Regions from separate parts of the Homo sapiens genome. Here region 2 is linked to region 1. A link is a contact called in ENCODE Hi-C or POLR2A ChIA-PET data. All regions are on one chromosome and are shown on one strand. Each heading gives the region's core, a stretch centred on a gene start or an enhancer-like site at or near the end of the contact. The rest is flanking DNA. Distances are from core to core; before and after follow the strand shown.

Region 1 (3,333 bases), core at 564-3,063:
CTGCAGTCCCAGCTACTCAGGAGGCTGAGGCAGGAGAATAGCTTGAACCCAGGAGGCGGAGGTTGCAGTGAGCCAAGATCACACCACTGCACTCCAGCCTGGGCGAGAGAGCAAGACTCGATCTCCAAAAAAAAAAAAAGAAAAAATCAATTAGATTAAAAAAGCAAACAATCTGTATTAGCTTTCTGTTTGTTTTAGAGACAGGATGTTGTTCTGTTGCCCAAGCTGGAGTGCAGTAGTGTGATCATGGCTCACTGCATCCTTGAACTTCCGGCTTCAAGGGATCCTCCCCCCTCTTACCCCGAAACCCTCACCAGTAGCTGGGACTATAGGTGCTGCCACCATGCCTGGCTAATTTTTTTTTTTTTTTTTTGTCCATAGGGACTGAGTCTTACTATGTTGCCCAGGCTGGTCTTGAACTCCTGGCTTCCAGTGATCCTCCCACCTTGGCCTCCCAGTGTTGGGATTACAGGCATGAGCCACCATGCCTAGCCTGGTGATGTTTTCTTAAACTGGCTAAGTTTATGAGTATTTATTATACTTTATAATTTACATATTATATTATTTTCCAGATATCGAATATTTTATATATATATATATATCTTTTTGAGACAGGGTCTGGCTCTGTTGTGCAAGCTGGGGTGCGGTGGCACCATTGTAGCTCAATGCAGCCTACAAGTCCTGGGCTCAAATGATCCTTCCCCCTCAGCCTCCCAGGTAGTCAGGACTACAGGTGCGCACCACCATGCTTGGCTAATTCTTTAAGATTTTTTACAGAGGTGGGATCTCGCTTCTTTTTTCTTTTTTTTTTTGCCTAGGTTGGTCTTGAACTCCTGGCCTCAAATGATCCTCCCACCTCAGCCTCCCAAAGTGCTGGGATTACAGGCATGTGCCACCGCGCCCAACCCTCAAATATTGTATTGTAAAAGACAATGAAAAGCATACAAAACAAAAATGATCAGTGAGAAGCTAGGTGGCGTCAAATGCCCGGGCAAAAAGGGGTTAGGTCTGCAGCGCTATACTCAGATGTAACTTACAGATGCAACTAGCGGAAACAGCATTAAATTTGTTAACTCAATGCTTGGTGGCCAGAAATTCATGTCAGGATAATTCATTTGAGCACAGACTAAAGGGTTTGGACTTGTAGTTATAGTCCAAGTTTCTCAAACTTGCTGGGTTTTATGAATCATCTGACACTTTAGTTAATAATACAGATTTCCAGGCGACTCCCTTATAGATCCCTTTTCTGTGGGCCTAGGAAGCAGCCAATCAGTATTTCATGGGTTCGGTGCCACCTATCCCAACTTGACAATGAGAGATCGCTCTGCATGCCAGGTGAAGGACCTGACGCTGGCGGGCGGCGGGGACTACCAGGTCAGCCCCAGGAGAGCCGGCTCCGGCAAGCTCCCCCAAGGCATGGCAGGAGCCCAGTGCAAGTTAGCACAGTAAACCCAATCAACAAGCCGCAGTCACCCCTCTTCCCCAGAAATGGCCTCTTCAGCTCTTGCGGGGGAGACTCTGAAAGTCCCCAAAGGACAGAAGTCTAGGAGGAAATGATTGCCGCAGAAAGGGATACAGTCTTGGCTACTAAAAACCGCGCGGAACCGCCTAGGGACCCGCTCCCAACCACCCACCTCCGGTGCTTCTACCCCCTCCCTCGCAAACGCGAAGAAAAGAAGAAACGCGAGATCCCAGTGCAGAGGCGTGGTCCCACCCTGGCCAATGGGAAGTGAGGGCGTGACTTTAAGTCTTTCTTTCATTGGCCCAGGGTCCCAGGCCGTCCAGGTCTTGGGGCGCCGCGGCGGAAATCGCGCGGATGCCAGAACGCGCTCTCAGCTTCGGGTCCTGCGGCTGCGGCTGCCGCCATCATGGTGCGGAAGCTTAAGTTCCACGAGCAGAAGCTGCTGAAGCAGGTGGACTTCCTGAACTGGGAGGTCACCGACCACAACCTGCACGAGCTGCGCGTGCTGCGGCGTTACCGGCTGCAGCGGCGGGAGGACTACACGCGCTACAACCAGCTGAGCCGTGCCGTGCGTGAGCTGGCGCGGCGCCTGCGCGACCTGCCCGAACGCGACCAGTTCCGCGTGCGCGCTTCGGCCGCGCTGCTGGACAAGCTGTATGCTCTCGGCTTGGTGCCCACGCGCGGTTCGCTGGAGCTCTGCGACTTCGTCACGGCCTCGTCCTTCTGCCGCCGCCGCCTCCCCACCGTGCTCCTCAAGCTGCGCATGGCGCAGCACCTTCAGGCTGCCGTGGCCTTTGTGGAGCAAGGGCACGTACGCGTGGGCCCTGACGTGGTTACCGACCCCGCCTTCCTTGTCACGCGCAGCATGGAGGACTTTGTCACTTGGGTGGACTCGTCCAAGATCAAGCGGCACGTGCTAGAGTACAATGAGGAGCGCGATGACTTCGATCTGGAAGCCTAGCGGATCTCCCACTTTGCATGGCTGTCTTTTACAGATGGGAAAACTGAGGCCTGATGCTGGAGATTCTATGAGGGTGCTCTCCTCAAGGGTATCAGACGGTCGTAGGTTCTTAAGAATTTGATTCATCAGTGGCAGGCCATGCATAGAGCCACGGGAGGTGCGTCCTTGTTTTCCAGGGAATGTTCTTAGAACTTGGACTACTGATTATTAATTGACTGTGCCTTGGGAAACAGTGGGAAGTAACTTGGTGCAGCACTGGGGTATTGTTGGCTTCTTGTGTTGGAAACTTTGTAATGTAAAAGGAAAAACTGGAAATCCCCACGCCCTGTTTCCCTTTATCGTCTTGTGGTTGGACTGGTTCAATTCGTTTAACTCGAATTCTTGCTCCTGGCCGTGGTTAAGCTGTGTACAGATGATGGAGAGTTTGGCCTCAAGTTTTTATAAACTGAGCGAGACTAGTGTTCAGGATCTCCTCCCTTGTTTAAATGTCAATAAATGCCCCAACTGCTTTGTAAGTGCAACTTTTTAATCTGTCTGGTTTTCTTTTTTTCTCTAGAGACGGAGTCTTGCTCTGTCACCCAGGCTGGAGTGCAGTGGCGCGATCTCGGCTCACTGCAACCTCCGCCTCCCGGGTTCAAGCAATTTTCCTGCCTCAGCCTCCCGAGTAGCTAGGAGTATAGGCGCCCGCCACCGCGCCCGGCTAATTTTTGTGGTTTTAGTAGAGTCAGGGTTTCACCATGTTGGCCAGGCTGGTCTGGAACTCCTGAACTCGTGATCCGCCCGCCTCGGCCTCCCAAAGTGCTGGGATTACAGGCATGAGCAAACTGCGCCCAGCCTCTGGTTTTCTTACATAGAGTCATATTTATACGTCCCAGGAGCCCAGAGAAGAATAGAGTCAGCAGCGAGTGAC
Region 2 (3,333 bases), core at 587-3,086, 60 kb before region 1:
CAGGCCCAGCCTGAGCGAAGGCAGCAGGTCGGCCCTGCTAGGTGTGCACGGAGTCAGTGCAGAGTCTAGTGAGACGGAGGCGTGGAGTGTCCTTGGAAGAGAGCAAGAGACCCTGCAGGCAGAGTTGAGGGCACCCTGGCCTTCAGTGCCACCCGGGGGTGGGGGCCTGACCCTGGGGCAATGGGAGCCACCAAAGGCAAGGGAGGCTGAGGGAGTGGCTTTCAGTTTGGGTTAACTGGGGCTGCTATTAGCAAAGGGAGTCAGGAGATTGATTAAGCCAGACCGAGGACGGTGGCCAGCCGCCTTATGGATGGACCAGGGAGCAAGAGAGGAAGATGAAGTTGAAGGAGAATTTGGGGACTGGATGGATGGAACCTGAGTATTAATCAGCAGTGGCTGTGGGGAGGGAGGAGGAGGAGAGTTCAGTGCGACCCTCAGATGTCTACTCAGCAACAGGTGGACAGTCGGGCCTTCACGGGGCTGGCGAGCCAGCTGTAGGGGAGAGTACACTGAGTCCTCCTTGCTTTGGGTGGGGTTGGGCTTGGGGGTTCCTGTGGGTGTTCCTGCCATGGACATCTGAGGGACACTGGCAGTGGGCCTGGAGCCCTGGAGAGTTGGTGCCAGTGAGAGAGACGTGGTGCATTAGCAGAGGCTGGGCCTGAGGCCGGGAGAGAAAAGGAGGGCCAGAGGGAGTGTGGTGGCGGTGGGCACAGCTCCAGGGGGGGCCCACAGGCTGCAGGCTTCCAGGCAGTTGGCAGGTGGGGGTGCTAGGCAGGAACCTATTCCAGGAGGAGTCAGGCCTGCCCAGGAAGAGAGGTCTCAGTCTCGGGATCTCTGATGGGCCTGGGTAGCCCAGAGCTTCACTAGCAAGGACACTGAGGTTTCCTGGTGCACCCCCCGGCAACGCCCTCCCACTGGAGCACCACCAGTGCTGGGACTTGCTGTGGTGGGACAGCTCTGCCTGATAGAAAAACCCTCACACGGGACAAATGCCATCTCATTTGATCCTTTCGTTCCCTTAGATGCTGACATCACCTCCCTCATCACAGGTCCATGGCCTTCTTGCTGCACAGATGCCCTGGGAAGGAGATGTGGGCCCTGGTCCTGTCCTCAAGAGCTTCCAGTCTGGCTAGACCTGTGGCCATTTAGGCCAGAGGTGGCTCTACTGTACCCACGGTAGTGGCCACACCTCTTGCCAGTCTGCTGGGCTGGTCAGAGGCCAGATGTGTGTCAGTCCCTCTATCCAGGTCCCCTTTTACAGATGGGGACACTGAGGCCAGGGAAAGCATGGAAGCACATGGCTCTGAGCCCTGTGTGTGTGCTGGGGGTGTGAGCCCTGACCCAGGCTTCTGCCCTGGACATGGACTTCTGTCTGTGGGGTGAGCCCACCCTCTGTATTCAGATGGGGGAACTGAGGAGGAGGCACACAAGGCTACTGTGCACAAGTTGTGCCACCAGATTTCAGGTCCAGGCAGCCGTCCAGACCCACAGTCACCATTTCCTCTGTTCTTCCCCCATCCCAACTCACACACTCACTATCTCCAGACCCAGCCCGCCAGGCTGGGGAAGCCCCGAGACGCCGCCCCAGCAGCCCTGTCTTCAGCAGTTTCTGCTGCCAGAGCCAAGGGGAACTCAGAGATGAGCCATGGGCTGCCTGGTCCTGGACACAGCCCAGGAGAGAGCCTGGCCCTCAGCCTCCTGGGGGCAGCTCCCACCCAGACCCCTGTCTCTCCACCCTCCTCCCAGACCTCCAAGTCACCAGTGGGCAGGGCTGGCACTTATCACTGGCTTCTGGACCTAGTCATCCCCCGCCAGCCCCTGCAGAAGGGCCCTCCCGATTCGGCCAGCCCCAGAGCCACAGAGGAGGGGCTGCCAAACCGCCCAAGGAGAGCAGATGCTTCCCTCCCCTCCTCGCTGTCCCCCCCTCCTCGCTGCCCCCTCCACCCGGCCCTGACAGAAGAGTCCCAGGGGACAGGAAGGGAAAGAGTGTGTGTTCCCCAGGCTGGGGTCCAGCTCTCACACCCTCCTCCCACTGGGGCCATTGGCAGATGCTCCACTTCCGATTCACAGGCAGCAAGCAAACCCACCACGCCTCTCTGGGTGCACACACGGTGCATGTGCCCTGCTGACACCCACAGCCCCTAGCTCTGGAGCCACACCCACAGGAGCTTAAGTCCCAGCCCTGCCGCTGCTCCACAGGCTAGCACGGAGGACTGCCCTCTCTGAGCCTCAGTTTCCTCACCTGTAACATGGGAGATGCCTCCCAGGAGCCCTGCTAGGGCTGGGGGGCTGTGCAGGCCCAGTGCCAAGTGAGGGTCCTTCACTCTTCTCTTCCCTGCCAGAAACCCTACCCCAGCCTGGGTCCACTGAGGTGAGGGTCCCAGGTCCTCTAGGGCCAGGAAAGTGGGGGAAAGGAGGGTACGGATGGAGCCTGGAAACCCACCCATCTCCCTGTCCAAGAGGGAAGATTATAAGGCAGGGAAAAGCCTCTTGGAACCGCTCCCCACCGCAGCCACCCCACCCTCCTCGCCTGAGGCCTGGGGAGCAGCAAGACTTCCACAAAGACACCATTGAGGCCCCGCTTCCTCCTCCCCCGGCCCAGCCCTCCCGCCTGGGTGGACTCTGGGCTGCTTCTTCCCTCAAAACCTCTCATTTCCCCTCCTGCTTCCTCTGTGCTCCACAAGGCCCCAGGGTTGGGACATGTGGCTGGGAGCCCAGGGTGCAGCCCCTATCAGCCTCTGTGGACCAAGCTCAGCTTCTCCCACCCCACCTGCCCCTGCTTCCACTCATCTTCCAGACGGGTTCCCTCAACTGGAAATGTTCCCCAGCACATGCCCCTCTACGTGGGTGACTCAAAGCGCTTGGTTAGAGGATGGTAGCTGAGGCCAGTGACCAGGGTCAGGGCCCAGCCAATAGCTGAGGAAACTGTTTTCCTCCCTGGCCCCCTTGGCCTTGCAAGGGACCAGAAAGGCAACTAAACAGAAGGTCAGCTGACCTGAGTGTGTGTCTCTTGGCTCAAGAGTTTTTGGTGCTGCCCTGACCCCGACAGAGGTCTCTGCAGCATTTAGACGTGGAGGCAGTCACCTGAGCAGGTGCCTAGCACTCCAGCACCCCACTGGGATAAAGCAGTGTCTCCTGAGATGATGGCTGCTGTTGTAAGCTCCATGGGATTTGGAACTAACCTACTGTTGTCCGCATTTCGGTAGCTCACGGGACAGGAGAGGAGCAGGCAGTCCTTGGGCCGCGGGGATGGCCCTGGGTGGTGGAATCCCAGTCTGGAAGCAGCCAGGAAGAGTTGCTAAAGAGCAGTGAGCCCTGAGGGGTCTGCAGGTG

What was found. Hi-C counts contacts between places; a loop is a spot of excess contacts on that map. ChIA-PET counts read pairs that join two places held with the same protein, here RNA polymerase II (POLR2A). Pooled maps may share reads with other maps.
Region 2: a loop to region 1 is called in a pooled map, with 2.8 times the contacts of the local background. The contact joins the enhancer-like site here to the promoter of IMP3 in region 1. A Hi-C loop is called at or near these places in 4 of 50 pooled maps. POLR2A ChIA-PET finds 5 or more read pairs at or near these places in 7 of 52 experiments (AG04450, H1, HEK293T and 4 more).

Annotation. Positions count from the first base shown.
Region 1 is chr15:75,638,704-75,642,036 of GRCh38, reverse strand. IMP3 (IMP U3 small nucleolar ribonucleoprotein 3) reads left to right here and starts at 1,813. Exons shown (of 1, transcript NM_018285.4): 1 at 1,813-2,944. The coding sequence starts at 1,869. The coding sequence ends at 2,423. RefSeq lists a silencer at 1,659-1,818 and an enhancer at 2,109-2,168.
Region 2 is chr15:75,698,979-75,702,311 of GRCh38, reverse strand. All of the region lies in intron 1 of CSPG4 (chondroitin sulfate proteoglycan 4), which reads left to right. Among named protein-coding and RNA genes, the nearest start is that of CSPG4, 12 kb to the left of the region's middle. RefSeq lists enhancers at 138-1,063, 1,071-1,570 and silencers at 1,898-1,947, 2,078-2,167. Within about 2 kb of position 1,836, at least 11 of the 41 ENCODE cell types and tissues checked have a DNase peak (open chromatin) inside an H3K27ac peak, as active enhancers do.